Linked DNA regions of Homo sapiens: region 1 is linked to region 2. Evidence: chromatin loops called from intact Hi-C (ENCODE). Cell type or tissue: heart left ventricle. All regions are shown on one strand. Each heading gives the region's core, and the rest is flanking DNA. Links, peaks and the distances in the headings are about the cores only.

Region 1 (5,381 bases), core at 53-5,052, 55 kb before region 2:
AAAAAATAAAAGACATTATAACTAAAAAGTTTCCAAATTTGATAAAAACTATAAATCCACCGAAACCCAATGAACCCAAGTACAACAAACACAAAACTAACCAAGGTGCATTATCATAACATTACTTAACACTCCTGATAAAGAGAAAATCAACTGGGCAACCAGGGAAAAAAAGGTCAAGATAATAACAGAATGCTCATTGAAAACAACGTAAATGAGAAGACAGTGGAGCAATATCTTTAAAGTAATGAAAAAAAATGCTGACCTAGAACTCTTTACCCAGTAACAATATTCTTCAAAAACACTTGCAAAATAAAGATATTATCAGACCTCAAAAAGATGAAAAAAATCATCACAACATACCTGCACTGTAAGAAATGTTAAAGGAAATTCTTCAAGCAGGAAGTAAATGATACCAGAGTAATCCTGGATCTACAGAAAGGAATAAAGAGTGGCAGAAATAGTAACTACGTGGGTAAATGTATAGACTTTTTCTTTCTTATTTAGATTTCTTTAAAAGGCAGTAGACTTTTAAAGCAAAAATAAAGTATAGTGTGTTTTATAACATCCGCAGAAGTGAAATGTATGTCAATAGCACAAAGGACAGGAGAGAAGAAATATAAATATGCTGTTGTAGGGTTCTTTTACTGTATGTGAAGTAGTATAATAACCCTTGAAAGTGAAGAAGCATACTGCATAGTAAAAACATGTTTCCTTCTGTATAGTCATAACACTTCTGACACCAGATGTGCATGTGTATGGGTTTCTGCCCACAAGAAACCCATTTTAATCACGTGCCACACCAGGCATTTCTCCAATTCCCCTTGGACACCAACTGGCTGTCTTATAATTCAATTAAATTATGACAGTATCTACCTAGAGTTAGCACAGATTCCACAGGTTAAGGGCTCAATCCCACAATGCTGCCTCTGACTTCAGATGCCCATCACAAGTAGTGGGTCCCAAGTTACTCACAACTTCTGTCTGGCTTGGCTACAGACAGAAGGGATATTCCCATGATCCCCTCCTCAGGTTTTATCATTTGCTGGGATGACTCACAGAACTCAGGAAAACACATTTACAAATGTATACAAAGGGCATTGCAACAGATACAGAAGAACAGCCAGATGAAGAGATACATAAGGCAAGATCTGGAAGGGTCCCAAGTGAAGGAGTTTCCGTCTCTGTTGGGGTGGGGTGTGCCACTCTTCCAGCAAGTGGATATGTTCACTATTCCAGAACTCTCCAAAACCTGTACTTTATATGGAGGCTTCATCACATAGGCATGATTAATTATTCACTCAATCTTCAACTCTTCTCCCCTCCCTGAGGATGGGGGATGGGGCTGAAAGTTCCAGGTTTCTAATCTTGGTGTGGGCTTTCTGGTGACCAACCCCCATCCAGGAGCCCACCAAGGGTCACCTCATTAGAACAAAAGATACCCCTATTGCCCAGGAAATTCCAAGGGATTTAGGATTTCTGTGTCAGGAACCTGGGTCAAAGAGCAAATATTAGAACAAAAGATGCTCCTAGCACTGCTATTGCTTAGGACATTACAAGGGTTTTAGGAGTTCCCACATCAGAAACCAGGGTCAGACACTAATATGTACATATTTCTTTTTATTTCATACATACTATAAACTCTAACCACTATGGAGTCTAGCTAATAAGCCATAAAAGGAGATAACATAAATACTCAATCCAAAAGAAGACAGAAAAAGAAAACAGATAGGATGAATAGAAAACAAATATCACAATCATAGCTTTAAACTCGATCATATCAATAATCACAGTAAGTGGAAATGGTGTAAGCTCCCAAATAAAAAGACAGATATTGTCACATTGGATAAAAATGCAAAACCCAACTAACTGCATACTGCCCACAAGAAACCCATTTTAACCACGAAGATTTAATCTGCATATTTAAAGACTGATATAAATATTTTAAATATAAAGATATGAATGGATTTAAAGGGATGAAAAATTATACCAACGTTAGTACCAATATTGTCAAACACAGATTTCAGAATAATGAATATTACTGGAGATAGAGTCATTTCATAGTAGTGGGGTGAATTCTTCAAGAAGACAACATTCCTAAACATCTATGTGTCTAATAACAGCACTTCAAAATATATGAGACAAAAATTGATAGCACTTCAAGGAGGAATAGAAAAATCCAAACAAATAGAAAACCAGTAAGAATATAGAAGACTTGGACAACAGTATAAACCAACTTGACCAAACTGATACTTTTTAGGTCATTCCACCCAACAACAGCTGAATGCACATTTTTGTCAAGTTCATGTAGAAAATTTATGAAGACAGAACACATTCCAGGCCATAAAACAAGTCTCAATATATTTAGGTGGATTCAAGTCCTACAAAGTATGTTCTCTGACCACAATGGAATTAAGTTAAAAATCCATAAAGAGATCTGGAAAATCTTCAAATATTTGGAAACTGTGTAATACACTTTTAAATAATACATAGGTCAAAGAAAAAACATATTAGAAAGTACTTAAAACAGAAAATGATAATATAGGATTTCACAGTGCTTTGCAGCTAAAGCTGTACTTAGGGGGAAATTTATAGCATGAAAGATACCAATATTAGAAAAGATCTCCAGTCATGACTTCAGCTTTCACCTTAAAAAAGCAGAATAAAAAGAGCAAATAAAATCCAAAAATGTGAGAAGAATGGAAATTATAAAGATAAGAGTGAAAATCTGTGGAAAAAAAATACATAGAACCAATAAATAGAAAAAATCAAAAGCTGGTTATGAGAGAAGGTCAAGAAAGATGATAAACCTCTTGCCAAACTTAAAACATAACCAGAATCAGGTATGAGAGAGGTGATATCACTATTAAGGGGATAATAAGGGATATTATGAACAAATTTACGTCAGTAAATTTGGCAATTTAGAATAATGGACAAACTTGTTGAAAGATACATACTACTGAATATTAAGTAGACTGAATTTACATGTGCCTGAAGAAATTGGAATTACATTTTTTCTTTAATAGATAAGGTCTTGCTCTGTCACCCAGGCTTGAGTGCAATGGCACAATCATAACTCACTGTAGCCAGGAACTCCTGGGCACAAGCGATCCTCCCACATAACTGGGACTACTGGCACATGCCACCATGCCTGGTGAAGTTTTGTCTTTTTTTGTAGGGATAGAGTCTTGCTGTGTTGCCCAGGCTGACCTTGAACTTCTGGCCTCGAGCAATCCTTCCACCTTGGCCTTCCAAAGTGCTGGAATTACAGTCATGAGCCATCATGATGGCCTTGATTTACATTTTTAACAATATGCAGATTTTCTTTGGGCTGCCTTTTCCCCCAGTTTTTAAAATGAGTGTGTACCTTCATGTATGTGTATTCACATGCAGAAAACTTTGGACATATTTTTCTGCAATTGAAATAGCTTTCAAGTTTCTGAACAAAATTTCTTTTCATGAATGCTAAGTTGTTGAGGGGAAAAGTCTGACTTTTCAAGCTGAGCTGCAGAGAGGAGGTTTCCAAGGAATGAGTGTCCATCTGGAGATATTCAAGCCTTACTCTCTGGATTTCCTTTGTTTAAAAATACATGCTTCCCAGATATTTGCAAAGATGAGTGTGCGCTGCTGTGAGTGCCCACGTTGTGGGGGGCCCTTCAAGGCACATGACAAGGGTGGAGCCAGAGTCACCTCAGTGACTTGGAGGCCCCACACTTCCCTGGGTCTCCATTCCCACTTCGGCACCCAGGAAGGGGTTCAGAGCTCAGGGATGAGCCTCTAGTGTAATGCGCATGGGGCAGTTTCCCCCAGAATCCTGAACAACTTGAATTTAGGACATCTTAGTCTGTCCCATTTTAATTAGGGGAAAATCAACTTAAGGGTCTCCTCAGTTTTACATGGTCATTGGTTGGAATGTGGAGGGAGGCTGGGATGAGTTCTTACCTCTTTTGCTCATAATTATGTAAACAGGAAAACATGGCCATGGTTGGAGGAAGAGGCCCAAAAGGAGACTCAAGGGGACATTGGCTGTTAAAGCAGCAGGAGACCTGGAGACACTGGGGTGAGCTGGGGAGACATGAGAGTGGCCTTCAGGAAGTGTGTGCCTCCAGGATTATGTGGGCTCAACTGGCAGTAGGTGCCCAGGAGCTGTAGGTACCCAGAAGGCAGGGAGGGCAGAGGCAGAGCCAACATGTGCTACATAATATTTTCAACTTTCAACATTCCTCTGTGGTTAGGGGACTTGTACTATACTTCAGATATGCATAGATGATCTGGCAAAGGGGACTATGCCTACCAGCCACATTGCAGAAGCTAATAACTGGGAGACACTATATGACAAATTACTTGAATTGGGTGTTACATATGAGGTCAGGGATGACATTCCTATTAGACTATTCAGGGCTTTCAGGGTGTTTGGTAATGTCTCTGTTCCAGTTTCATTCCGCAAGTCCCTAGTGAGCACCTGCTATGTGCCCCTATCCAGTGCCAGTTTCTCTGGTCCTTGACCCAGGCCCCCCTAGAAGGAGCTTTCAGTTTAGTAAAGGGGAGACAGCAGGGCTAATTAGAGACAAATCAGAGACTTAGGGCTGTCGCTCAGAGTGTGACCCACAGGAAGCAGACATGTGCAGAGGCAGAACCAGTGTTGGCGGGAGTTTGGGGAAGGACCAATCTTAAGCTGAGTAGAGCTGGGACAGGTATCAGAGGGCCAGTATTAGTCTGGATAGTCTATTAGGCCAACACAGGGTGGTTTTTTCCATGTAATGAAATGTTCAACAACTCCAGTAAAATTGATATGATGTATAAACCCAGTTGAATTAAAGTTAGTGTTTAAGGTTTAGGATTTAAGGGACTAGAAACGCCTGCGTGGCTCCATCTGGAAAAAGCTTTTGGGAACACCAAACAGGTGGTATCGGGCCCTGTGGGGGATGTGCACAGCCTGGGGCCCCTGCACGTGTATTTCTAGGCACTGTTTTCTCCAGGGAGACGGGAGAAAGGGAGGTATGCCCTGGCCTTGATCTACAATATTGAGGTCACTGGTAAAAGTTCTTTAGGTTTCCTTAAAGGTGTTAGGGATCCCTCCAACGGTCAGATTGTGGGGTAAATTAGGGTGACAATAACTTAGGAACACTGGGGGAGGGGGTGCTGTGTTGAAGGCCGCCTATGGCCATGTGCCTGCTTGTCAGAATCGTGGACACCAGAAGACAGGGATGGGGTCTAGGGAACTTGACTCTCTAGCTGGAACTCAGCTGGGCACAAGGCAATTGGGAATCCCATTCCAGGGGCAGAACTGGGGTACAGGGTCTGCCGGATGTGAAGGTCTGAGTAAGAAACAGAGCACTAGCTATATCCCAAAGGAAGCCTAAGCTCACAGCACTATGAAA
Region 2 (5,381 bases), core at 55-5,054:
TCTTCCCCCAGTGACTTCAGTCCCCAGCTCCTCTCTCCATCCACCTTTACTTTCACGGACGCTGACACCCACCTGGACCACTCTGACAACATCCTGGCTCCCCAACTTCATCAGACCCTTGCCTTCTTTGATTTCAGCCACCTCTGAGATCTGAAAATTTGCTTTTATTTAAAAAATGTCTTAAGTTTACATATGTAAAATTCTTTTTCTGATGTACAGGTCTATGGTTTCTTAGACACGCGTGGATTCTCACAGCCACCACCACAGACAGTACAAGCAACAGTTCCAATACTCCAGAGAACGCCCTCATCTCTCCTCACCCCTGCCTTCTGGCAAGCAATGAGCTGTTCTCTGTTCCTGTATTTTTGCCTTTTCTAGAATGCCATATAAATGGAATTATATAGAATGTGCCCTTTTGGTACTGGCCTCTTTTGTTCAAAAGAATAATACCTTTGAGATTCATCCATGCTGTTGTTTGAATCAAGCATGTTAACTTTTATTGCTGAGTAGTAGTCCATTGTGTAGATATATTACAGTTTTTTAAAAATCTACCCCTGTCGAAGGACATTTGGGTTGTTTTCAGTTCTTGGTGAGGATGAACATTTGTGTGCAGATTTTGTGTGGACTTAAAATCTTGACTTCTTTAAAATACCTAGAAGTGGTCATTGCTGGGTCCTATGTATGTGAGATCTCAACTGTAAGTTTCCTCTCCTCTGACAACTGTGCCCCATCCACATGGTTCCTTTCTCTAACATATCACACTGACCACTGTGACCTCACTAAGACCTCCAATTCACTGAGCCTGCCATTTTTTTCATTGATCATGAACCTATTCATTTTTTCTTTCCTTCTCACACAACTTAGTGATCCATCGTAATAGTCATCCTACTGGAAACTTTCCTCACTCCCTTAAACATACCGTCCTGGCTGAACCACAACCTGGTAAACTCAACTACCCACCCATTCAGTCTCCATTAGAGTAGAACAGTGTGGCTAGAAGAAAACACAATTGTGCCATGGGCCAGTTCATGACCATAAATCTCACCTGAGCTTCTGATACTGATCATCGATCAGTCTGACCTTCTAGTGACTATTTCATACTTGTATCTCTTCAAACCTCTGACAGCCTCATATATCACTGGGGAAATAGCGATCAGACTAGAGATTGCTTATTATCCTCCCACCACCAATTCCACCTGACGGACTAAGGCTTTACTCTCTTCTCTGCCTTCCCCCTTTTAAAACGATGAACTGTCCATGCTTCTGTCTGAAGCCAGCCCCTCGATGGTGCAGTGGATTCCATCCGTGCCCATCCCACCTTTTCAATCATTTTACTTCTGCAATTATCCCCCCCTTTCCTGTCTTCATCAACTTTCTGCCATCACCGTATATACGTTTCCTAATGTAGCTCATCTTCAAAAATGATGTCCCTCCTGGCTCCCCAAAACCAGTAACTTTACAGTGGAGAGACCTGACAAAACACCTCAGCCAGGTGATCAAGGCAACGAGTCATGACGGCGGAATGTACCCTTGCTGTGATGTGAGGAGGTGATAATGGCACTGTACCTCTTTGGTCTTCCTTTCCAAAACCCACAACCTCTGTCCAACCAGAAAAACACCAGACAAATCCAAATGGAAGGATGTTCTACAAAATACTTAACTAGCACTCCTCAGAATTGTCAAGGCCGTCAAAAGTGGGGAAAACCTAAGAGAAGCCTAAGGAGACGTGACAAGTAAATGTAATGTGGTATCCTGAATAGGACCTTAGAACAGAAAAAGAAAGATATTAAGTAACACTAAAAACTGGAATAAAGTACAGGCTTTAGATAATAAGGTACCAATACTGGTTCATTAATTGTGACTTATGTACCATAGTAATGTTAACAATAGAGGAGGCCAGGCACGGTGGCTCACGTCTATATTCCTACCGCTTTGGGAGGCCGAGGCAGGAGGATCACTTGAGCCCACGAGTTTGAGACCAGCCTGGGCAACATAGGGAAACCCCGTCTCTATTCTAAAAATAAAATAAAATAATAGAGGAAACTGAGTGCAGGGAACTCTTATAATGGTCTCACAGCCTTTCTGTAAACCTAAAACTATTCTAAGATAAAAGTCGATTAAATATGAAACCACACACACACACACATACACACACACACACATATACACTCCCACACACTCCCCTGACCCATGTCATCCTCTTGCTCCACTCCATTTCCCTGCTTTCCTGCACAGGGAACCTTCCCAAACGAGTTGTATATTGCTACGGTCTCTGTTTCCCCACTCCAGCCAGCTCATTCCTCAGTCTACTCCAATCTGCTGTCCTTAGCTCCCCACCAAACCTGCTCTTGTTAAGGTTGATGGTGAGCTCCATGTTGGCAAATCCGAGTCAATTTTTTTCCCCTTCCCTTACCTTTCAGTCTAGTGTGTGTGTAATGCAGTTCACTATGCCCTACTTCCCGCAGCACCCTTATCACTTGGCTTTTGAGATACTATACCCCTGGATTTCTTTCTGCTCCTTGGGTGCTCCTGCTCAGTCTGGCTTCTACCAGTGGCCTAGGTTCTGTCTCCCGACCTCTGTTCTTTGCACTTCTATCTCAGAGGCATATTTCATCCCAGCTCATGGAGTTAAGTACAATTTACCTACTGCACATACCCAAATTTGTATCTCCAGCTTTAAACCCTATGAGGTAGGGACTGCTGTCACCACCATTCTACAGAACAGCAGACTTAGGCTATCAGATGTTTAAGGGGCTTCCTTGAGGTTACACAGCAGGAAGCAGCAGGGCTGGGATTTGAACCTAGGTCCGTCTGACTCTAGGTCTGTGTTGTGAGTTGCCAGGCTGCCCGGCCGCCCCCTCCTTCCCAGCTCCCGTCCTGCCTGCCCCCCAGGGCCTCTTGCATGTATTGCTCATTCTGGCCTCAGGCCTTTGTCTCCCTGGTCCACTTCTCCTGGAATGACCTCTTTTCCCGCTGCCTGTCTAATCCTCTTCCATCCCAGCTCTGGTGGGAGATTCTTCACTCCTAAGACCCAGGCTGATCTCTGCTGGCCTCCTCTGGACATTTGCAGGAGTTGAAGTCCACCCTAAAACAACCAAGGGCTCATTTGCATCAATAGTTATCATGCTTTCTGAACCCGCGATGGGACCCTTGGCCCAAGTACAGCTGCACCCGCGGGGACGCGGAAGCACGTGATCTAATGCTTGGACTGGCTGGGAAAACTGGGCCATGGGCCTCCATCATCCCACACCATCTCAGACAGGGTCTCAGTCATCCAGGCGGGCTTTGTTTGGTTCCCCTACTAGCTGGGAAGCTTCTAGAAGGAAGGATCATGATTGCCGAAGAAGTATCATTTTTAAACACTGTGTATTAGGTGGGGCTGGGGAAGTACTTCAAAATCCTTTTCTCCTGGGTCCTGGGGGACCAAGAAAAGTTCAGTCTAGTAGTGAAAGAATTGATTTAGACTTCATTTGAGGTCACAGAGAGGCCAAGCAGTTCCCACAGGGGTCGCTGAGCTCAGAGGAATGTTTGGAAGAAATGGGGGTGACAGGATCATTTTTGGAAGAACTGAGAGTGCCGGAGGGAAGTGAGGAGCAGGAGGCTGGAAGGAAGATTTGGGAAGGGCCATGTGGGAGGCCCAGTGCTGGCTGAGACAGTGAGCGGTGACCTCTGGGGCAGAGAACACAGCCCTTTCACTTACGTGAGTTCAGCCCCAGTTCCCATGATGCTGGCCTGGGCTCTGGCCCCCACCCTGCCACTAACTCCCTGTGTGACTGTAGGCAAGTCGCTTTGTTTTCCTGGGCATCAGTTTCCTCATCTCTAAAATGAGGAGGTTGAAAAAAAGAAGTGATGGGGTTGGGCGACATTGTTTCTCAGCCCCTCTCAGCATCTGAGATAACATCCTGTGCTGTCTTACCCAGGGCCACTACCTCAGGGAAGGAAGAGCCGGGTTAACCTGACTGTTCTTCTGCAGGCCTCCTGGTAAAAGTTTCTTTTTCACAAAAAAGCAGTCTCTTTTGTGCGGGATCCAGGAGAGGAAGGATGTTAAGTGGTTGAATCTTGCATGTTGTAAAAGAAATGAATCTGCATTTCCGTGATCTCCAGAAAAAAAACAGTTCATTCACTCTCCACCCCCATCTGAACATGGGCATCAAAGCCCATGCTGCGGAATGGGATCAGTTTTGCCCTGCATGATCAGAAGGGGCAGGGTTGGCCCTTCTCTACTAGGTAGGGCCTTCTGAGGTTCCAGCCTTGGGTCAGAGTCCCTCTCCCAGAGAGATTCCTCATCCATAAGCCAGCCAACCAAGACAAGTGCTGAGATGTTGTCACAGCCCACCAGGGTTTGCTTGCCTAGAGGGGAATATATCTAGCATCAGGAGGACCCCCAATGGCTGAACGATTGCTGATTCTGCTCGGGCCCCTACCTTGGTCCTTGCACATCTGGTCACACAGGCATGTACCTACTCCTGAGTCACCTACATTTTGAAAATACAAAATCGGGAGCATTTAAGTCAGTCTTCACTGGATTGCTTGAGGCAAAACATGAAGCAGTGATGGCTTGTGTGGGTCTTGTGTCTTGTGCTTGGAGGCTGAGCTCCTCTGACCCATCAGGAACAATGGCTTCGTTGTGTTCCTGGCTTGCTCTGGCTTGCTCGCTGGACTTGGAAGCAAGAGGAGCTTTGAGCTGCCCAGCACCCCCAGGAGCAGGAGGGTATAATCATGGCCCAAGGACAGCACTGTGGACCCCATGGGACCCTGCAGTTGTTAGGGGGCTGGGATGGATAGCACCTTTCCAGGCCTGGATCCTGAATTAGCCAGTGCTTAGAGGCAACTCTGCTCCTGAAGGATGGGCTGAGATGTGTCAGTCACAGAAAAGCTTCAGAAAAGAACAGGTGATGTTTTCAGGAAGTCCAAGATGGCAGGCAAAGGTGGGTAGGAACCTGGCAGAGCCCAGAAACTCCAATCTGAAGGTCCAGGCCCCAAGATTTGGAAGAGAAGAGTAAGCAAAAGAACCAGAAGGAGGTCTAAAGGCTAAAGTAATAAAGACATGAATTTTCTATTTAGAAATGAGAACAGGGTCCTGTCATAAAATCAGCCTCCCAGCCATCAGTCTAAGGTGTAAGAGGAGAGACGCACTGGCCAGGAAGGGGTTTCAGTTTCATTTCTCCCATCAACAAGCTGTGACTTGCTTAAGTCATAAGATCCTCAGTTTCAGCTGTAGAATGGGTGCCCATGGCATTGCTTAGACCTAGGATCCAGTGAGCTAACAAGCTAACAAACATGTGAGACCATACTATATGGACCAAATGCTTAGGCAAAGTACATGCTGCTGGAATGGCTGGTTCTAGGGTAGACAGTGAGAGCGCAGGCTGCTGCACGGT

Evidence for each region. Hi-C counts contacts between places; a loop is a spot of excess contacts. Peaks named below come from ENCODE experiments on the same cell type or tissue, not always from the same donor. Only the 100,000 strongest peaks of a DNase experiment are listed, where the experiment ranks them.
Region 1: a loop joins it to region 2, with 2.1 times the contacts of the local background. A loop is called at or near these places in 22 of 110 quality-filtered maps.

What each region holds. Positions count from the first base shown.
Region 1 is chr2:46,442,728-46,448,108 of GRCh38, reverse strand. No RefSeq gene overlaps it. Among named protein-coding and RNA genes, the nearest start is that of LINC02583, 16 kb to the right of the region's middle. RefSeq lists a silencer at 5,365-5,381. In heart left ventricle, for the core only: no CTCF peak of the experiment used is centred there; no DNase peak of the experiment used is centred there.
Region 2 is chr2:46,387,322-46,392,702 of GRCh38, reverse strand. LINC01820 (long intergenic non-protein coding RNA 1820) reads left to right here. Exons shown (of 3, transcript NR_146999.1): 3 at 220-410. Among named protein-coding and RNA genes, the nearest start is that of LINC01820, 4.2 kb to the left of the region's middle. In heart left ventricle, for the core only: a CTCF peak has its summit at 3,083; DNase peaks (open chromatin) are centred at 3,168 and 3,660; H3K27ac peaks cover 1,861 bases.